Linked DNA regions of Homo sapiens: regions 2 and 3 are each linked to region 1. The links are chromatin loops, found by intact Hi-C in ENCODE. Cell type or tissue: mammary epithelial cell. All regions are shown on one strand. Links, peaks and the distances in the headings refer to the core of each region. The heading gives the core; the rest is flanking DNA.

Region 1 (7,510 bases), core at 1,102-6,101:
AAGAAATTAGCCAGGCGTGGTGGTATGCGCCTGTAATACCAGCTACTCAGGATGCTGAGGTGGGAGGATTGCTTGAGCCCGGGAGGTCAAGGCTGCAGGGAGCTGAGATTGTGTACTGCACTCTACCCTGGGCTACAGAGTGAGACCGGATCTCAAAACAAACAAAACAAAAACCACAAAACACACAGAGGATACAGGTGAAGAGATGCAGAGGGCAAGGGCGAGGTATGGAAGAAGGAATGTGGTGCTTCCATGCCCTCCCTTGTATGCCACCCTTCAGGAATCTTCACGAGTTGTTATCCTGGAAGCTCCCTGAATCTTAGGCCTTTCATGGAGACTTCCTTGGGTAGGCATGATTGACAACCATGCAGAAATGTGATTGGGCAAAAAGGGTATGTCTAACACTAACAGTGTGGAAACCCAGCAAAGCCTGGCTGTTCAGATTCTGCTTGAATTTTCTATGTAGTATTCCTTCCCCCAGGGTATGGGGCAAGACTCCTGAAATAGGGGTCTCATGATTATAGTCAGAAATGTGGGGGAAGGCGGCTGGGTGCGGTGGCTCACGCCTGTAATCCCAGCACTTTGGGAGGCCGAGGCGGGCGGATCATGAGGTCAACAGATCGAGACCATCCTGGCCAACATGGTGAAACCCTGTCTCTATTAAAAATACAAAAAAATTAGCTAGGCATGGTGGTGCGCGCCTGTAGTCCCAGCTACTCAGTAGGCTGAGGCAGGAGAATCATTTGAACCCAGGAGGAGGAGGTTGCAGTGAGCTGAGATCGCGCCACTGCACTCCAGCCTGGTGACAGAGTGAGACTCTGTCTCAAAAAAAAAAAAAAAAAAAAAAAGAAATGTTGGGGAAGGCTGAGAGTGGTGGCTCACACATATAATCCCAGCACTTTGGGAGGCCGAGGAAGGTGGATCACTTGACACCAGAAGTTCAAGACCAGCCTGAGCAACATAGTGAGACCACCATCTCCACAAAAAAAAAAATTAGGTGTGGTGGTGCATGCCTGTAGTCCTAGCTACTTGGGGGCTGAGAAAGGAGGATCCCTTGAGCCCAGGAGGTCATGGCTGCAGTGAGCTATGATTGTACTACTACACTCCAGCGTAGGCAACAGAGTGAGATGGCTGTCTCAAAAAAAAAAATGGCTGGGTGCAATGGCTCATGCCTGTAATCCCAACACTTTGGGAGGCCAAGGCAGGAGAATCACTTGAGTCTGGGATATCAAGACCTGCCTGGGCAACATAGTGAGACCTTGTCTCTAGAGAAAATCAAAAAATAATCCAGGCGTAGTGGCACATACCTGTGGACCCAACCACTCAGGAGGCTGAGGTGGGAGGATCATTTGAGCCAGGGAGATGGAGGCTGCAGTGACCCATGATCGCACCACTGCAGCTGTGATCATCATCATCCAGCCTGGGTGACACAGTGAGACCCTGTCTCAAAAAAAAAAAAAAAAAATTGCAGGAAAGATTGAGTCTTGCTTTGGGAGGAAAAAGAAACAGGTGAAAGGAGGGCAGGAGGGCAGAAAGATTCTGTTTTCTAAGACTTGACTTGCTTCTGAGGTCTACAGTGCCTCAACATTATAGCAGAAAACTATGACAAGGGCTATAGAAGTTATGAGCCAGGAACTGTGAACGAAAAAACCCATATATTGCAACCCCACTTCTCCCTCCCCAGTTATGTATAAGAAAGTTCCGGTAGCTGGGTGCAGTGGCTCATGCCTGTAATCCTAGCTACTCGGAGGGCTGAGGCAGGAGAATCACTTGAACCGGGAGGCAGAGGTCGTAGTGAGTCGAGACTGCGCCACTGCACTCCAGCCTTGGTGACAGAGCAAGACTCTATCTCAAAAAAAAAAAAAAAAATCAGAAAGTTCCCGTAATCACATACTTCTACCTTCCTCCGTTTTTGTTTTTGAGACAGAGTTTTGCTCTGTTGCCCAGGCTGCAGTGCAGTGGCACAATTGTAGCTCACTGCAACTTCAAACTCCTTTACTTCCCTCACTTTTTAACCATTATATTATACTACCTTTCCTCTAGTAGTAAATATACCAGTTTATCTGCTTCAGAGTCCATGTCTGAGGACTGGAACCACTGCCACCTGACCTACTGCCCAGAGTCTTCATGAGGGATTCCTTTTTTTTTTTTTTTTTTTGAGACGGACTCTTGCTCTGTCACCCACGCTGGAGTGCAGTGGTGTGATCTCGGCTCACTGCAACCTCTGCCTCCCAGGTTCAAGTAATTCTCCTGCCTTGGCCTCCTGAGTAGCTGGGATTACAGGTGCCCACCACCACGCCCGGCTAATTTTTGTATTTTTAGTAGAGACGGAGTTTCACCATGTTGGCCAGGCTGGTCTTGAACTCCTGACCTCAGGTGATCCACCCGCCTCAGCTTCCCAAAGTGCTGGGATTACAGGTGTGAGCCACCGCGCCTGGCCTCTTCATGAGGGATTCTAACACCCAGATGTTCAGGCTCCAGGGGCAGTGTGTCCCTCCTAGCGTTGCTTGGCTGATCCTCTGGTCCTTCCAGCTTGAGGTTCAGGCTCTATCCCCAGAACACACAGAGCTAGGCTAGAGCATATCTGGTTCTGTTCTGCCAGTATAATTAAACTAAATATCCAAAAAATGAATTTCAAGGATTCAATCTTGACAGACTGAAGTCGAGTTGCAATAGGATTCAGGTCCTTAACATCATGGCGGGAGGATAGCACAGTGGCTCATGTCTCTAACCCCAGAACTTTAGGAGGCCAAGGTGGGTGGATCACTTGAGCTCAGGGGTTCAACATCGGCCTGGGTTACATGGCGAAACCCCATCTCTACAAAAAATACAAAAATTAGCTGGGCATGGTGGTGTACACCTGTAGTACAAGCTATCTGGGGGACTGAGGCTAGAGGATCACTTGAGCCTGGGAGGTTGAGGCAGCAGTGAGCCATGTTCATGCCACTGTACTGTAGCCTGGGTGACAAAGTGAAACCCTGTCTCAAAAAAAAAGAAATTCATCAAGGGAATGAGTTCCATTTTTGTTATAGGGGCCTGTGCCCCAGGACTGCCCTGATGCTGGTGAACTGCTTCACGTGACTCTGATCTCAACTGAGAGCATTGGCCACCACTCTCAAGGGCCTCTCCCGGCCTCAGTGATTTGTGCTCTTTCCAGGCTGCCTGTTAGTGCCCCTTTAGAGGTTTCTACCTTGAGATGGTGTTGGATGGGGAGCTGTGGCTTCAAGTGAAGAGAAGTTTCATAGATTAAAAAAAGCCACACCTCACAGTTTGGGGAACCTCCCAATTCCCCAAAGAGTATAGACTGCCTCAGAGGATCCACACAGGGTAAGACCCTGTCCTGCCTCAGAGCAGGAAGAGAGATTGGGTATGGTTCAGCAGGGCTCACATTAGCCTGATTCCTTCAAGAGTGAAGATAAAAACAGTTTTACTGACAAAGAAGCTGGGAGACAGCAGAGGGGCCAATACCTTTTATAACTACTATTGTTAGGTTCTGAATGCCAGCCTTGGCGCTCAGCATCTTACATGCTGTATTTGACCTAATCCTCAAAACAACTTTAGGAGGCAGATGTGCTACAGCAGAGGAAGCAGAAGCCCAGAGAGTTTGGTAACTTGCTCAAGGTCTCCCAGCCAGTAAGGGGCCAAGCTTGGAATGGTGCTAGCTCTGCCTAGGGCAACCCACTGCCTCCCCCATTACAAGGAACAGTAGTTTAATAACAGCTAACATCTGTGTAGCACTTCAAGGTTCACGGAGTGCCTTAACATCCATTATCTCTACTGTGCCTTGGGAAGCCGGTGCGGTGAGGCCTTCCACGCCCCTTTGGGATAGCTGCCTGTCAGGGGTCCAGCCTCTGCTCATTTCTTCCAGGAAGCACTGGAGATTATTTGGAGTTGGCTCTGACGAGCCACGGGAGAGGCCTAGGGAGAGGCTGAGGTGGAGCGACTTGGCCAGTTGCTATGGTAACCCAGATGGCTGAGTAACCATTTTGAGGGTTGCTATGGTGATGGGCTGCTGGTGGCAGGGATCTTGTCTTCCTGGGTGGCTGGCACCCTCCAGGCCTCTTAAATTGAGATGTTGCACTTTCTGAACAGAAGAGGGCAGCATGAGAGCAGGCAAAGGCTTCTTACCCCAGAGCGGATTTGGGAACTTGAGGCAAAGCTTAGAAAAGGTTTCTAGGAGCTGGGCAGAAAGGGAGCTTTGGCTGGTGCCCAAGAGGCTGGTGGAGCTTCACTTCTGAGACTAGAACTAGGTAATTTTCTTCCAAGAGCTGGTCAAAGGATAATGCTTGGGGCTGCCCCTTCAGTGCCTGGCATCAGCTACTATTGGGGAATATAAAAGTTACAGCAGACAGCTACCCTTGCAAGGAGGAATGGAGAGAATATGTGCATGTGTGCACACACACACACTCACTACTAGCAAAGAATTTCTTTTTTTTGAGATGGAGTTTTGCTCTTGTTGCCCAGGTTGGAATGCAATGGCACGATCTAGGCTCACTGCAACCTCTGCCTCCTGGGTTCAAGCGATTCTCCTGCCTCAGCCTCCCAAGTAGCTGGGATTACAGGTGACCACCATCACGCCCGGCTAATTTTTTGTATTTTTAGTAGAGACGCGGTTTCACCATATTGGTCAGGCTGGCCTCGAACTCCTGACCTCAGGTGATCTGCCCGCCCTGGCCTCCCAAAGTGCTGGGATTACAGGCATGAGCCACCGCACCTGGCCTAAGAATTTCTTTATAAAGCATCAGTTAACACATAAAATAATGCAGCATGAACCAAAGGTGAAGAAAAGCTGGGAATAAACTTTCTAGAGGTTGAGGAAGGAGCACTAGCAGAAAGAGAAATAATTTTGTACTTCCCTCTTTCCTCCCTACACATGAAGTGCCCTCAGCCCTTGACCACTGAGTGGACATTGAGTTGGATTCTCAATTGTCTTGAATCAGATCTGGCTCCCTCCCCCAACCCCCATAACAGTTCAATGAGGCATCCATTCCTTCAGCAAATATTTATTGAACATCTACTATGTGCAAAGTATTGTGTTAGGCCCAGTGATGAAGAAAGATGAAATAGATGTCTTTGCCCTCAGGAACCTATGAAGTAGGAGGTTAAGGAGGCAGTGATACAGACATCCACAGTACATGTACCTGGAGTTCAAGACCAACATAGTGAGACCCTGTCTCTATAAAAAATTTTTTTAAAAAGCTGGGCACGGAGGTTCACACCTGTAATCTCAGCACTTTGGGAGGCTGAGGCAGGCCGACTACTTGAGCCCAAGAGTTCGAGACCAGCCTGGACAGTATGGTGAAATCCTGTCTCTACAAATAGCACAAAAATTATCTGGGCGTGGTGGCACCTGCCTGTAGTCCTAGCTGCTGGTGGGTTAATTGGTGGGCGCACTGAGGCAGGAGGATTGCTTGAGCCTAAGAGGCAGAGGTGTCAGTGAGCCAAGATTGTGCCACCGCACTCCAGCCTGGGTGATAGAGTAAGACGCTGCCTCTAAATAAATAAATAGAAAAAAAATTTCACGTCATTTGGGGTGAACTTTCAAGGTAGATTTCAGTAGGTGGAGTTGGGGGATGGGACATTCTAGGCAAAGCCTCAGAGTCTGATTATAGGGAAAGGAGGTACACACAAGGGTGTCATTGGAGATCAGCCTGAAAAGGAAGCTAGATGTCTAAATATGGAAGACTTGGAATTCCAGGCTTAGATAAGGGATGCTGTGAGACAAACATACTCTCTCCTTAAATACTCTAGCCTTCCAGCTAGTCAGTAGTCACAGACAGCCAAGTATTTTAGGATCATCTGGTTCACTCATTCATGCATTTAATCAAAAATTTAGGCCGGGTGCGGTGGCTCATGCCTGTAATCCCAGAACTTTGGGAGGCTGAGGTGGGCAGATTACCTGAGGTCAGGAGTTTGAGACTAGCCTGGCCAACAAGGTGAAACCCCATCTCTACGAAAAATACAAAAATTAGCCGGGGGTGGTGGCAGGCGCCTGTAATCCCAGCTACTCGAGAGGCTGAGGCAGGAGAATGGCTTGAACTCAGGAGGTGGAGGTTGCAGTGAGCCCAGACTGCGCCATTGCACTCTAGCCTGGGTGACAGAGTGAGACTCCGTTGCAAATAAATAAATAAATTAAATTAAATTAAATAAAGTAAACAAATATACAAATGCACGCGCGCGTGTGTGTGTGTGTGTATGTATATTTTTAGAGACCAAATTTTGCCATGTTACCCAGGCTGGTCTTGAACTCCTGGGCTCAAGCGATCCTCCTGCCTCGGCCTCCCAAATTGTTGGAATTACAGGTGTGAGCCACCATGCATAGCATTAAAGAAATAGTTGGCCAGGTGCGGTGGCTCACGCCTGTAATCCCAGCACTTTGGGAAGCCGAGGTGGATGGATTACCTGAGGTCAGGACTTCAAGACTAGCCTGGCCAACAAGGTGAAACCCCATCTCTACTAAAAATACAAAAATTAGCTGGGCATGGTGGCAGGCGCCTGTAATCCCAGCTACTTGAGAGGCTGAGGCAGGAGAATCACTTGAACCCAGGAGGTGGAGGTTGCAGTGAGCCGAGATCACACCATTGCACTCCAGCCTGGGTGACAGAGCCAGACTCTGTCTCAAAAAAAAAAAAAATATGTATATATATATATATGTGTGTGTATATGTATATTTTTAGAGACCGAATTTTGCCATGTTGCCCAGGCTGGTCGTGAACTCCTGGGCTCAAGCAATCCTCTGGCCTCGGCCTCCCAAAGTGTTGGGATTACAGGTGTGAGCCACTATGCATAGCATTAAAGAAATAGTTGGCTGGGTGCGGTGGCTCACTCCTGTAATCCCAGCACTTTGGGAGGCCAAGGTGGGTGGTTCACGAGGTCAGGAGATGGAGACCATCCTGGCTAACACAGTGAAACCCTTTCTCTACTAAAAATAAAAAAAATTAGCTGGGCATGGTGGCGGGCGCCTGTAGTCCCACCTACTCGGGAGGCTGAGGCAGGAGAATGGCGTGAACCCGGGAGGTGGAGGTTGCAGTGAGCCGAGATCACGCCACTGCACTCCAGCCTGGGTGGTGACAGAGCGAGACTCCATCTCAAAAAAGAAAGGAAAGAAAGAAAGGGAGGGAGGGAGGGAAAGAAAGAAAAGAGAGAGAGAAAGAAAGAGGCTGGGCGCGGTGGCTCGCGCCTGTAATCCCAGCACTTTGGAAGGCCGATGCGGGCGGATCACGAGGTCAGGAGATCGAGACCATCCTGGCTAACACAGTGAAACCCCGTCTCTACTAAAAATACAAAAAATTAGCCGGGCGAGGTGGCGGGCGCCTGTAGTCCCAGCTACTCGGGAGGCTGAGGCAGGAGAATGGCGTGAACCCCGGGGGGCGGAGCCTGCAGTAAGCCGAGATCGCGCCACTGCACTCCAGCCTGGGCGACAGCGAGACTCCGTCAAAAAAAAAGAAGAAAAAGAAAGAGAGAGAGAGAGAGAGAAAGAGAGAGAGAAAGAAAAGAAAAGAAAGACGAA
Region 2 (7,510 bases), core at 1,218-6,217, 560 kb after region 1:
AGAATCATATTTCTCTCCATTCCTGGTGACTGGGTGGGGACAGGTGGGAAAGCAAGGGGACTTCAGGTTGGAGAATCCAGGAGACACATTCAAGTCTAGTCTTGCCACAGGGCAGAAGAACGGTTAACATAACCTTGGGGGCCCCTGGTATACCAGACTGATGGAGGTATAATAATATGTGGTAGCCAACCTCCAAGATGGCCCCTAATCATCTCCACTTCCTGATATTCACCTCCTTGCGTAGTCCCCTCTCACCTTGTATCAGGGTTTGTCTGTGTGACCAATGGAATATGCTAGAGGTGATGACATGTCACTTCCAAGGCTAGGTCATAAAAGATGGTGTGGCTTTTGCCTTGCTCTCTTGGATTACTCACTCTCAGGGAAGCCAACAGCCATGTCATGAGGACACTCAGGTAACATTGTGGTGAGGAACTCTGGTCACCTGCCAACAGCCATGTGAGTGAGCCATCTTGGAGGCAGCTCCTCCAGCCCTAGGCAAGCCTTCCATTGACTGCAGCTCCACCTGGCAGCTTGACTACAACCTCATGAGAGGCTCTGAGTAAGAACCACCCAGAAAAGCCACTCTTGGATTCCTGCTCTGCAGACACTTTGAGGTGCAGGAAGACCCTGGGGTGTAGGAAGACCCTGGGGTGCAGGAAGAAGAATGATGTGAGGGCTGGAGTCTGAGTTATCCCCTTCTTCCTTCATCTCACATCCTTTCTCATCTTCTCTTCCTCCCTCTCCATCCCCACCCTTGGTAGTTCCAGATGGGAACACCGAGTCCATGTGAGGAGCCCTGTTGGGGGAAGCTTGCCTTCTGATGCTCTCAGGCTGCTGTCCATTGCGGAATCTCCCCTCAGGGTGGTCTTCATGTGCTGGGACAGATTCTACAGAAAGATCCCAGCACTAGTGGATGAATCGGGTCCCAGGCCTCTTCATTACCTACGTCACCATTAGCATTTCATGAGGGGCCATATGCCAGTTTGTGAATACAATTGTGGGGAAAAAACAAGACAACGTAAGTTAATTAAAACCCTCTCCATTTATTTGAATGGCTTTTAAGAAGCAGAAGCACATGTGGTAAAATTAAGGTATAGGACATGCATGAGAAGTGACAGGGACCCACACTGGCAAGCACTCAGCACCCTTTATCATGTGACCAGGTAAATGTTACAAAGAGCCAGACAGGTCTGGATCGATGGGGTGTGCTACTAGTAGGCCAAAGAGGGCAAAGCTGGGAGAAGTACAAGCAGTCTTATTCCCAGACAAGGGAAGTCACAAAGACGAAGAAACACATGCTCTAACCATTTACGGAGGCACTTAGGTTTATCATAACAAGCAACCCAGAGAGGTTGGGTGATGAGGAAGACTGAGGCAGCAAATGCTATCAAAGCAAAGGGCTTCTGACAGGTAGATACAAGCACATTATGCACACAGGTTTCATTTTTCATCGTATTCTATATCGGAGGTTATTGAGATGCTCTTAAGTAGAAACCAGAAGTTAAGTATATGTGCGCTATTACATTAATAAAGAAGTTCGTAGGCCGAGTGTGGTGGCTCACGCCTGTAATCCCAGCACTTTGGGAGGCAGAGGCTGGTGGATCACCTGAGGTCAGGAGTTCGAGACCAGCCTGGCCAATATGGTGAAACCCCATCTCTACTAAAAATACAAAAAATTAGCTGGGCATGGTGGCGGGCACCTGTAATCCCAGCTACTCAGGAAGCTGAGGCAGGAGAATTGCTTGACCCCAGGAGGCGGAGGTTGCAGTGAGCCAAGATTGTGCCACTGCACTCCAGCCTGAGTGACAGAGCAAGACTCCGTCTCAAAAAAAAAAAAAAAAAAAAAAAAAAAAAAAAAAAAAGAAGTTTGTACATACGCAGTTTTGAACACACAAAGGCTGAGCTAGGTCATCTCTGAGGTCTCTTAAATATCCATCACTGAGAATCTGAGTGTAATATCCTCAGACTCTCAGTGACTTGGGTCTTAAAAACCCAAGTCTCTGGGCCTGGGCCAGCGGATGCAAACTGGAGATTCAAGGGCCGGATCTCGCCTACAGAATATGTTTTATTTGGCCCAGATGGTGTTTTCTAAATTCAAAATAGTTGCCAACATTTAAAAGTCCAGATTCCCAGCTTCTCTTCAAAAATGGGGCGGACTATCCGGCAACCTCAGGCCACATTCCCATGTGGCAGCAACCATGGCAGACCACAGTGTTCTCCATTCTCAGTGAAGAACTGGCTTAATCCTCTCCACTCATTTATGTTTCCTGCCTCGCCCCTGTAGGCATTGGGGTTTGTGACCCTGGCCCAGGCATCCAGTCTAGGGTGACCTCAGTGATTTTCTTGGTGGCTTCTTGGTGGCAGTTAGCTACAAGACTAGCCTTGAGGCCTTTACCCTAATTCCGTGGCAGATGGCCATGAAGGCATATATTCACCCACAGGCCAGGAGTGTGGGAGTCAGTGACCCCAGTCTTCACAGCTTTGGTTTGCCTTACAGAGGCTTTCACTTTGCAAAGATGAGTAACTGAAAAGTTCCCAGCCACATTTCACTTTTATAAATGGAATTCCAAAGGCCTCTAGGGGATGGCCCATCAGGGAGATACTTCCCAATTAAGGTCAATGGTAAGTCACTTCTGGGCCACATTAGAACACTCAAGCAGAGGCAGGAATCTTTGCCTAGGTTGGGCAGGGCTGGTAGTGGGGAGGGAAGGCAACTTTCGTAGCCATGGCCATGAGATGACCAGGGCATCTGTATACAGTTGGCAGGTTGTGCAGGTGTCTAATAGGTACTACCCATGTCACAATACCAATGGCGCCCTCTAGATTTTTGCAGTGCACAATCTGCCCAACTGGACACGTTGGCCTTGGCACTGTTAGGGGGAGGGAAGAAACAAATGGAGATGATGAGGCAGGTATAGTCAAAAGGATTGCCCTTACACAGATTCTACCACTTCCTTCCCAAGGCTCAGGAGTAGGGGTAGGAGGCAGAGGGTTAGGAGCCAAGACTTTCTTGGCCAGAGGTTGGGGGCTGGTCTCGGTGGCCCCCAAGCTGCACATACGCAAATGCCCATGTTATGATGGAAATGGGTACAACTATCCTAGGGCTGGCCATCAGTATGTGGGTCCCAGGACACTCAGTTAACAGAGATAACCATCTGTACACATAGTGAGTACACACACACACACAGAGTCATTGGCTGAGATATCTGGCCCATTACACACACCCACATAAATACACGTACGTGTACGATTTTTATCCTGTTGCACAAACTTAATATGTGTGCATCCATACACACAATCACAGTAATTGCCGGCAAGAGCAATCGGCTCGTCACTCGGGCATATTTAGCAAACATTTCCAGAGCACCTGAAGTCCTTTTTGGCTGGCTAGAGCTAACCGTGGGGAGAGTCCAGCGCAGCACTAAGTCAGTGGGAGAGAAAAGTAAATCAGTGGGTAGAATCACTTGACTACTGCCAGCAGCTGCGTGCCGGCCTGCAGTGCCACCTACTGGCAGAAAGGAGGTGGTTTTGTGTTTTGCTTTAAGACTAGATAAAACCCGTGATCTGGGAAGCCGCCAGCCACACGATGCTATTCATCCACCTCCTTGTGTTCTACCCAAGTCAGGTGAGGCTCTGACATCCTCAGAGTTGCATCATATCCTCAGAGGATGAACATTCTGGGCCTTGCATGCCTCTTGGATAGCAAAACCCAACACCAATAGGGATGGCAAAATAGGTTTCATCTTTCACACCAGCTCCAGCCCGCTGGTAGTGGCTGCCTGGAATGCTGGATAGAGAAAGATTCTGAGACCCAGTCTGGGCTTAGTGGAGAAGAGTATCATGATGGCATAGCGACAGCAATGATGGCTGTAGATGGGGCGTCTTCCATACTGTCTGTTCTTGCAGTGGATCCTGGAAGCCTGGTAAATCTCTAAATTTGCAGAGTCCTAGAATTCTCCTGATCCACAATTCCATTATGAGGGGTATTTGTGTTTATTGCTCACGTGCCTTCATGCCACAAGAAACTGCCATTCCAGCTGTTACAGGAGTTTTCTCTCTCACTTGATCAGTAACTTCTGAACCGGCTAAAGTCCTCACGGGACCCTCTTCACGACGGACTTGTTCTTGCTTTCACAGAAAGTACATGGATGACCTTGTTGGCTCGGAGCTGCTGAAATCAACACTGGGCACTTCAATCTATCCAAAACTCATGTTTAGCTAATGCGCATCCACCTACTAGGCTGATCATTGCCTAAGAGGCCCCATGAGGAAATGAGTCGGGAATACAAAGCCATGCTGGACAGCCAGCTGGGCTCATCCCCAGCCAAGGGCCCTGCTCCTGCCCTCTCACTCATCAGCTTGGGAGAGCACATTCAAGTCAAATCAGTGCATCAACAAAACTGCAAATTACCATGAGCCATGGGTCGCTTGAAAATAGTCAAAACTTGGAATCTTCAGATGGGCATGGAGCCCCATGTCCCTTCCCTTTGGCAGTGGAGCCAGCCTCCGCCCACAGATGCATAGGTGGATGTGACCTGGCTCATCCCACTGAGGCATCAGCCAGGCTGTCTGCCTTGGCCCAGGGGTCCGCACATTTTTCTGTAAAGGGCCAGATAATAAATATTTTTGGCTTGCAGCCTCTGTTGCAACAATTCAACTCTGCTGTTGCAGTGTGAAATCAGCCATAAACATATGTAAACAAATGGGCATGGCTATGTTCTAATCAAAGTTTCTTTTATCTTTTTTTTTTTCTTTGAGACGGAGTCTCACCCTGATGCCAGGCTGGAGTGCAGTGGCGTGATCTCGGTTCACTGCAACCTCCGCCTTCCGGGTTCAAGTGATCCTCCTGCCTCAGCCTCCCGAGTAGCTGGGACTACAGGCGTGCACCACCACGCCCAGCTAATTTTTGTATTTTTAGTAGAGACGGGGTTTCATCATGTTGGGCAGGATGGTCTCGATCTCCTGACCTTGTGATCCACCCGCCTTGGCCTCCCAAAGTGCTGGGATTACAGGCATGAGCCACTGTGCCTGGCCCCAGTCAAAGTTTCTTTACAAAAACAGGTGATGGGTCAGATTTGGCCCGTGGGCCCAGAGTTTGCCAAACTCTGCATTAGCCCAAAACAGGGGCCTTCACACTGGGTTTCTCAAAACTTGGGATTGTTTGGAAGTGCTTCTGGGGGTTCACAAACGTTTGGCTCTAATTTAAATTATTTGTAGGTGTTTAGGAAGCTATAATAAAAGCATGCACTCAAATGTATTCCAGCATTTCACCATGCAGGAAATCAACATATTAACTGTCAGGTAAGTAAACTCCTTTAGTGAAGACCTCAGAATGGAGCTTCTCTGGCTATCTCCATGCATATGTATGAGCAGTATGACAAAATGGTTGAAAACCTGGGTCCTAGAATCAGATGGACATGAGTTTGAGTCCCAGCACTGCCACTTACTAGCTCTATGGCTTTGGACAAGTTACTTTGCCTCCCTAAACCAGCATGGCCAGGACACCACAAAACAGAGTAGACACTGGCCATAGTGCCGCTGCAGCCTCCTAGAGGCTGCATTGTGGGAAAATGGAGCGCTCACAGTGGAAAGGTCAGCTGAGGCCACGAGGAGACATTCAGGGGACTCAGCGCAGCATTATCTACCAACTGCTATGGAGGTATTTCAAGTTTTAGTCATCAGTTTGGCTGTACTGGTGCACACCAATTGAGTGTCATTATAATGCCAAATCCATCTTGGCTTTGAACTTCTTGCTAGTTTCTATTTTTTTCTGGCACATTCTGATATATCCCCACTACTCTGATTGGGCTCTCAGATAGGAGAGGGGGATGTTTTGCAACTGGCTGAGCAGTCTCAGTGCTTAGTAACAGGGCTTCCATTTTTCTGCTAAGCAGCAGTCCCATTGGCTCTGGGATTTTGCTGGCAGGCATCTCCTGGAACCAGTGTTCTGCAGGGCTTGTTGGGGAAGTGGTGCTCTCAGCTAAAGGGGTCCAGTGTTTCAGAAGCCGTGGCTGCTCCACCTCAGTGCTGCATTCCCTGGTTAGGCCTGGGACTTTGGTGTTCACCTGGCTTTTTAATTTACTGGTGAACAACACTCAATGTTCCTCATCCCTGGGCACCTCCTCACCTCTAAGACAATCAGAAGGCCCGTGTAACTGCTGCCTAAGACTGCCCCTCAGATTTCTGGCTTTTTATTCCAGTGACTGAAAGCTTTTTTCCAGGCCTGAGATGCTCATTTGTGATTTCAATAATAGAATTTAGACTCTTAGTGTTTCTCCATTGCCCAGGGCTGTCTGTGTCTATTAATGATGGCTCCAGTGAAATCCATGGCTTTTACTGCACCTTATCTTTCTGCTTCCAGCATCATATTTTCCTGCTTCCTGAGAGACATGGAATCATCAGTGGTGTTCATCACCAGGCCCTGGGGGCAAGACCACACAGGTCCCAGAATCCCTGCAGTTTTTCTTAATTAGGTGACATCTGGTGCCGTCCCCAGTGCACAGGTCCACCCTGGTCAGTCAGCCTGTTGCCATGCTGTGAGCCTGGGCTGTGCCCGGCCTTGTAGGCTTCTTGCAGTCACTGGTTCTGTGAGCCTTGGAGGCTCTTCCACGGGGGTGATTCTGACCCCTGGGAGTGAGAAGGAGAGGGCCTTTCTGCAGTTCAGCCAAGAATAAAGGAGACTCAGGGCTGAGCTCCCTCCTTCACTTCTTTTTTGTTTCCTTGAGGTTGTTCTTGGCCCTCACAGTACCTCTGTCTAGGCTTGGAGCTCTGGAAGTAGACACAACCCGGGTCTTCTGCCCCAAGGCCTCCTCTGTTAGCCAGAAGGATCCTGGCTGTGCAGTGGAAATGACCTCGTGCAAAGACATTATCATATGCCCTTCCAGGGGCAATAATGCCAGTGTCCCCTGATAAAGCAGTCACTGTGGGTATCTGTCCCAGTCACTCCACACAGCCATACCCTTCCTCCCTGGGACCAGCCTCATGGAGACCTCTGACAATGACAGTAAAAACTCAGCCCAGCCTTTCTCTTCTGGCCCAAATCGTTGCTCATTTGAGAACCGTCTCTGCCTTCTCACTTTGTTCTCCTTCCTGGAATATCTTTCTGCATCTCTTACCCTGCCCCACACTGCACAGAACCTGTGCCCTTTCAGACCCTGAGCTGAGTCCCCAGAAGGACAAAGATCAAAAACCCCAGGGTGTTCTCTTCCCCTATTTCCTACCACCACATCTCCAGGCTTCTGCCCCTCTCATGATACTTTTGGTTTTCTTTACAAAGTGCTTGCTCATGACTAGGATTCCTCCTAGAAGCCTGGCAATCAGTCCACACACAGATGTCTGCTCACCCCTTCTGTCTCCCTGGGGACCAGCCATTGGTGCTTCCACCCTCCCTCTGGAGAGAGCCAGGGATGCTCAGCAAAGGAGGAGGCTGACTCATCAAGCGGTGAGAGTTCTCCTCTGAAAGTGGTGAAGAAGGGGCCGCAGGGGCTCTTGCAAATGTGGAGGATCCGCT
Region 3 (7,510 bases), core at 1,618-6,617, 620 kb after region 1:
CTGGGATTACAGGCGTGAGCCACTGCACCCAGCCTAATTATACTCTTTTAGTTATTTTTAAATGTACAATTAAATTATTATTGACTATAGTCCCTCTGTTGTGCTATCAAATACTAGATCTTATTCATTATTTCTAACTATTTTTGTACCCATGAAGCTTCCCCATTTCCTCCCCCCACACTCCCTATTACCTTTTGCAGCCTCTGCTAATCATCCTTCTACTCTCTATCACCATGAGTTCAATTGTTTTAATTTTTAGCTCCTACAAATGAGTGAAAGTGAGAACATGTGAAGTTTGTCTTTCTGTGCCTGGCTCATGTCGCTTAACATAATAACCTCCAGTTCCATCCATGTTGTTGTAAATGACAGAATCTCATTCTTTTTTTACGGCTAAATAGTACTCAACTGTATATGTACCACATTTTTAAAAATCCATTTGTTTGTTGATGGACACAGAAGTTGTTTCCAAATCTTGGCTATTATGAATAGTGCTACAATAAACATGAGAGTGCAGATACCTCTTCGAAATACTGATTTCCTTTCTTTTGGGTATATTCCCATCAGTGGGATTGCTGGGTCATGTGGTAGCTCTATTTAGAGTTTTGAGGAAACTCCAAACTGTTCTCCATAGTGGTTGTACTAATTTACATTCCCACCAACAGTGTATGAGGGTTTCCCATTTCTCCACATCCTCACCAGCATTTGTTATTGCCTGACTTTTGGATAAAAGCCATTTTAATTAACTGGAGAGAGATGATATCTCATTGTAGTTTTGATTTGCATTTCTATGATGATCAGTGATGTTGACTACTCTTTCATATAAGCATTAAGGGTTTACTTTTAGGTGAGTAGTATACAAGGAAGAGCATGCCTCGTGAAGACTGACACCCAGTCCAAAGGCAAGGGTAGGCTTATAAGGGCAAAAGCCACACAGTTTCATAAGGAGAGGTGATTGGTTTAAATAAGTCTTTAGCTTGTCCTCTCAGGATTATTTGGCTGTAATGGAACTGAGCCCCAATTCCATCTGTGCTTTTTTGAATCTTTATTGACCCAGTAAGTCCACGAAGTTGAATCCAAATAAACACTTGAGGCACAAATCGCAAACACAAGAAGTTCCTCATCAGGTTAGGGTTTTTGTTTGTTTGTTTGTTATGGGTTTTTTTCTGATTCTGATCAATTTTCCCAGAAGCAGTTGCTTTGGTTCCTTCTTCTGGGACCCTAACTGATTGATTTTTGCATTTTATTACTCATCCAGGCTCAAAGTCAAGCAGGGTGTAAGTCCATCTACACATGCTCAAGGCTTAGCAAAAATTTCCTTTATCATCTCACTTTTACAGGTGGACCTGTGCCACAGAGGAATTAAGTAACCTTCCCATGGTCACATAGCTGGTAAGTCATAGAGCCAGACTTTGGTAGGTGTGGTAGGTAATTTATTTTTCATGTGAATCAATTTCCCGCTGCCATTCTAACCTTTACGTACCCCTATGGGCCAATCCTTCCTAGTCAAGCAGGTTGACTTCAGAATTAGTGCATTTAACCACTTTGCTGGACTGCTTCGAGGAGAAAAAGAGACAGAGAGGGGAAAGGAGGGAAGAAGAGAGAAGGAGGGCGTTCCTCTGTGTGTATTAAGAGCATGTACTTTAGTGGCAAATAGATGTAGGTTAAAATCCCAGATATGGGTGAATTGAGCGCTGCTGGTGGGCAGTAGAGTCACTGCACCACCGCCGGGACCATGGTGTTCTACTTCACCAGCAGCAGCATTAATTCATCCCAGTACACTATTTACATGGGAAAGGATAAATATGAAAATGAAGATCTGATCAAGCACGGCTGGCCTGAAAATATCTGGGAGAGAACATAGAAGACATTCCAAAGGAAGTGCTGATGGACTGTGCCCACCTTGTGAAAGCCAGTAGCATTCAAGGCTGCAAGATGAACGTTAATGTGGTATATACGCCGCAGTCTAACCTGAAGAAAACAGCTGACATGGATGTGGGGCACATAGGTTTTCACAGGCAGAAGGATGTAAAAATTGTGACATGGGAGAAAAAAGTAAATGAGATCCTGAACTGATTAGAAAAGACCAAAGTGGAGTGGTTCCCAGACCTAGCAGCAGAGAAAGAATGCAGAGATCGTGAAGAGAGGAATGAGAAAACAGCCCAAATTCAGGAAATGAAAAGGAGAGAAAAAGAAGAAATGAAGAAGAGGGAAATGGATGAACTTAGGAGCTATTTACCACTAATGAAAGTTGAAAATATGTCTTCAAATCAGGATGGCAATGATTCAACTGAATCCATGTAAAAGGAGAAAAGGACCTTTGAAAGATGTGAATGTAGAGACAATTGCAGACCTTTTGGTTTCATCTGTATTCTGAAGTATAAAATACAACCAAAATTCTACCTTCATCCTACCCAGAAATTATTGATTTTGGAGTTTTAAAAAAATTGTACCTTTTTTGTTGACAGAAAAGGATCAGATATGTATAAAATAGTTGAACTTGACAGCATATAACTTAAAGCAAAAATGTTTTTGCCAGAACATGTCTTGGTACTTTGTGAAAGCTGGCTGCCCTTGTTCTTGAGATTGACTTTAAAATGAACCACTCTGAAAAGTACTTCTGTTGCTGTGATCTATCCCTGAAAACAGATGTCTTGAAACACTTTTCATATTCTTAAAATAATCTTCACTTCTGTTAAGAAGAACATGTTGGTGGGTAATTATGCGAATGTTTCCCTGTCCCTGATTTCCAGATTAGAAAAAAGGGCATATGGGTTTTGAAAAAGAGATTTTCAGAAGATTGTCAGCTTCAGTATTCACGTTCCATCGTGTCATCTGGGTCTGTTAGTGTAGTGACCCACAGCACAGTCTGTCCCAGCTTTTACGTCCTTGCTTCTTCTGAGCAGGGCCTCCTCCATCTTAGTATCATCATATTTAAAGAAATTGATGGTGTTCATCAAGGTGGGGCCTGTGGCAGTTGTTGCCTGAGCACCAAGTAACCCAAGCCACCTATGCAACAACTTCTGGGCTCTGGAGTAATTTCTCAGCATTGAGGGTAAAATAGGAAGGAATGCTCTGTTGATCATTTGGCAGATGTAGGTTACCTGATTTGTGCCTTGGGATGCAGCATGAAGCAGAAGTCCATATTGCAATTATGATTTTAGAAGGAAATAAGCGTTTCACTAGCCAGCCAAGTAATTATATTCTTTACCTTGAAATCATATTTGAGTTGTGGCCCCAGAGTTCAATTTCTCATTGTAGATTCAGTAACTTACTATATAACATTACTTCTCACTTGAACCACTCACTATCTGTTGTGATTCTGAGCAGAAGATGTCTTTTGATTGCAGTATGTAAGGGAACCCCTGTAGAAGGAGACAAAACAAGAAGAAAGAGAACAAAGCCTGCAGGACCAGAGGCATACAGGTGGACATTTTACTCACACCCACAGCAGCAAGAATGACCTCCTGCAGCAGATATTCCACCTGTAATAGCGCTTTGGAATTCTGGGCAAAACCAAAAGGCTAGTGTTTCCAAATATTCCATGTTGGTGTATGGGGTTGAACTGGAAAATTCCCTGAGGCATGATTCATTGGCCAAATTTTGATAGGGTATAGAAGATGACTTTAGAGATGAGTGGTTTTGTGTACGTGTCTAATGATATTCAGCTTGACGTTCTGCAATTTTAAAAGTTATAATAAAGTATAATTTTTTATCTGAAAAAAAATCCCAGATCTGCTTTTTGCTATTTACAAGTTATGTGAACTAAGAAAATTATTTAGATTTTCTAAGGCTCAGTCTCTTCATCTGTAAAAATGAGAAAAAAAAAAAAAGTACATAACCTAAAAGGGCAGTTTATTCTAGATGGTTTTTTAAAACAGCATACCAATTTATGATCCATGACTGCCCCCTAGAGGTAAAATTAAAATACTGCTCCATAATTGTGCTAAATATAATCCCGGAAAGAAGGTACAGACTACAGCTGTGATTATAGGTTCAAGTTGACAGCAAGACTCATGAGACAGAAATAAATTGTAACCTAGAATACAAGGCAGAAGATATGGCAGATGCTACATCTTTATCTCACCAGGTGGCCCAGCAGCTACCGAAGTACACATGTCCTGTTGTCATTCATCCACAGGGCAATTACAGCTGCCACGGGCTAGCCAAGGTGTGCAGCGATCACTTTGACTCATAGAACCTAAAGCCTTAGTCAGGCGCAGTGGCTCATACCTGTAATCCCAGCACTTTGGGAGGCTGAGGCAGGAGGATCTCTTGGGCCTAGTCTGAGACCAGCCTGGGTCTCAGGCAAGGCCCTGTCTCTTTAAATAAATAAATAAATAAATAAATAAATAAATAAGTAAGTAAGTAAATAACCTGAAACCTCTATTTCTCACCAATATTTCCTGCCATTCCCAGTTGCATACGCTCATGACCTGTATGCTCACTGACAATGCCTCCAGACCCATGCGCAGTTCCACACAATTGTGTAGTCAGCATACACAACATCCCCTGTTTATGTTAACTCTGCAGTTTCCAAGGAAACAGTATTGTGGAAGACCAAGGTCAGTGTCAGGCAGGCTTGCATCAGCCCCAGCCTGATATTAATTTTCCCTTTACTCACAGAAGCATAATTTAACATTAAGAAATGTTTCCCTGTGATTTGCCAATTAAGTGATAAAGGAGAAAAATCATACAATCCTCTCAAAAATGCAAAAAACATCATTCAACAAAACTAAATGTGGATTCATAATTTTTAAAAAACCCTTAACAAATTAGGAATAGAAGGGAACTTTTTCAACCTGTTAAAGGGTATCTACCCCAAACATAAACTTTATGCTTGAAAGTTTGGAAGCATTTCCATTAAGTCAGGAACAAGATTGCTATCAGCACTATTATTCACCATTATACTGGAGCTCCTAGCCAATGTAATAAGAGAAATAAACAAGAAGTGTTAACATAGAAAAACAGAACACTATCCATATTTGCAGGTGATATTACAGTCAATGAGAAAATCCAAGAGAATATAGAGAAAAACTATTTAAACCAATAAGAGTATTAGGCATAAAATATACCATTCCCAGGGTTGATAACAACTCTAAGGCATCTAGGACTATATCTCATAAAGGATATACTAGACCTTCATAGAGGACAATACAAAATGTTTTTAAATATATAAAAAGAATATGAATAAAATAATAAATGGAGAGATATTGATGGGAATACTTACTATTATAAAGGTATCACTTCTCTCCCAAAATAAACCTACAAATTAAATTCATTCCAATACAAACTCAGCAGGATTTTTTGTTGTAACTGGATTAACAGGTCCTAAAGTTCATATGAAAGAGTAAATGTCCATGAACATGCAAGATACTTCTGAAAAAAAGAATAAAATACCAGATATAACAAATGAATGTTAAACTACAGAAATTAAATAGAGTACAGTCAATTCAGACCAACCTAAAGGGGTAGAGAGCCCAGATACAGTCCAAACACATTGGTCTTTTAATCACCTACAAAGCCTCACATGATCTGACCTCATCTCTCCAGCCACTTGCCTCAGCTCACTCCACTTCAGCCACACTGGCCTTGCTATTCCTTGAACTTGCCAGGCCAGGCCAGTGTGGGCTCTTGACACTGACTTTTCCCTCTGTCTGGAATACTGTTTATACAGATAATTCCCTTACCTACTTCTGGTCTGCATTCCCATATAACCTTCTCAATGAGACCCACCCTGACTTCTCCATTTAGAATCATCACTCATGTCCCTAACTCAGATCCTTCTTGCCCTTCTCTACTTTTTCTCCACCCCTCACAGAACTTATCACCTTCTAACACTCCAAATAATTTACTTATTGTGCTCATTGTTTTTAAAAATCCATCTGCCCCTGCTAGAATGTAAGCCCCACAAGGGTATAGATCTCTGTTTTGTTAGATCTCAAGTACTTTAACAGTTCCTGGCATATAGTAGGCACTCAATAAATACCAGTGGAATAAATCAATGGAACAAGGGCATTTCCAGTAGTAATAAATGCTATAAAGCAAATAACACAGGGGCATGTGACAGAATAACTGGGGCAGGCTTCTATAAATTGATTAATCAGGGAAGAACTCTCTGACTGAGTGACTTGTAGTGGTAGGCTGGCAAATATTTAGCAACTGACTCCAAAACAAAAGCCCTGATTTATAGCTTTTGCCTATTTCCATGGTGTAAATATTCCCACCATGGCCAATTCGAAGTTACTGGCATAACATAACTGAATAGGGAGTTGGAAAGAGATGCACACACCTGGCTCTCACAAGCCAATGCAAGCCAGCTCCAACACACCACTGCACTTGTATGGAATGGGAGAGCTCCATACAGGATTCTTGAGTGAATCACTAGAATGTAAACTCGATGAGAATGGGATTTCCTGTGTCCTCAGCACCTAGAATATTTCCTGGTGTATTACATTTGCTTAGTAAATACTTCTTGAATGACTGAATGACTGAATACATACATAAGTGTAGGAATTTCTTCATTCACTTTTACCCAAGTGAGTACCTAGCTTATTTGCCACCTGGAATGGATAATTTTTTTACTGTCCCTCTTTTTCATATGACAAAATCATTTTCAGTAAAATCATGAAATAAAATGAATAATAATAAGAATAGGCTGGGCATGGTGGCTCACACCTATAATCCCAGCACTTTTGGAGGCCGAGGCGGGTGGATCACCTGAGGTCAGGGGTTCAAGACCAGCCTGGCCAACATGGTGAAACCCCGTCTCTACTAAAAATACAAAAATTAGCTGGGGGTGGTGGCGGGCGCCTGTAATCCCAGCTACTCAGTAGGCTGAGGCAGGAGAATCACTTGAACCTGGGAGGCGGAGGTTGCAGTGAGCCGAGATCGTGCCATTGCACTCCAACCTGGGCGACAAGAGTGAAACCGTGTCTCAAAAAAATAATAATAATAGTAATAATAAGTCCCAGAAATTAAAAAGCAGATAGTAAGAACTTTTGTCTATATAAATAAATAAATGCCAATATAAATGAATATTACAATACAAAAAGGAAAAGAGTAATTAATGAATAATTTTAATTACCTTAATGTGTTTTTTGAAAAAAGGAAAAAACCTACTTATTTTGTTCTGTAATGGTAATTAATATTACAATTATGATTTTTGAGCCTTAACTTCTGCAAATTTGTCAATGACTGTGTCTAAATTTATCTTTTTTGCAGCCTTATGTTCAATAGACAGTACAGACAGATTTTTCTTTTTCTTTTTGTGGGGGATTTTCTAGTAAAAAATGGAAAACCTGCTAGACAAATTCTTAAAAAGCTATAACACAGATAAATTTTTCTATCTTCACTCAGAGTTGATTGAAAAACCCATTTTATTAATTTCAAATTTAAAAAGGTTGTTTCACATGAAGCAACATACATACAAATACTTAGGAAAAGTCTTAAACATAGGAAAATTTGTCAAAGACTCGTAAAAACCCCATCTCACAAATTCCAGAGATTAAAA

Evidence for each region. A loop is a pair of places that touch in the nucleus more often than their neighbours do. Peaks named below come from ENCODE experiments on the same cell type or tissue, not always from the same donor. Only the 100,000 strongest peaks of a DNase experiment are listed, where the experiment ranks them.
Region 2: a loop joins it to region 1, with 11 times the contacts of the local background. A loop is called at or near these places in 17 of 110 quality-filtered maps.
Region 3: it touches region 1 in a loop (16-fold over the local background); 16 of 110 quality-filtered maps call a loop at or near these places.

What each region holds. Positions count from the first base shown.
Region 1 is chr1:39,094,737-39,102,246 of GRCh38, forward strand. It overlaps a transcript of MACF1 not described here. Among named protein-coding and RNA genes, the nearest start is that of NDUFS5, 72 kb to the left of the region's middle. RefSeq lists an enhancer at 3,955-4,044. In mammary epithelial cell, for the core only: a CTCF peak has its summit at 4,100 (motif pointing right); a DNase peak (open chromatin) is centred at 4,035; H3K27ac peaks cover 419 bases.
Region 2 is chr1:39,650,206-39,657,715 of GRCh38, forward strand. It overlaps NT5C1A (5'-nucleotidase, cytosolic IA), which reads right to left. Exons shown (of 6, transcript NM_032526.3): 6 at 1,024-7,510. Among named protein-coding and RNA genes, the nearest start is that of HEYL, 14 kb to the left of the region's middle. In mammary epithelial cell, for the core only: CTCF peaks have their summits at 2,836 and 3,503 (motif pointing left); a DNase peak (open chromatin) is centred at 3,596.
Region 3 is chr1:39,716,296-39,723,805 of GRCh38, forward strand. It overlaps the pseudogene CCDC25P1 and the pseudogene RNU7-121P. Among named protein-coding and RNA genes, the nearest start is that of PPIE, 19 kb to the right of the region's middle. In mammary epithelial cell, for the core only: a CTCF peak has its summit at 3,911 (motif pointing left); a DNase peak (open chromatin) is centred at 6,376.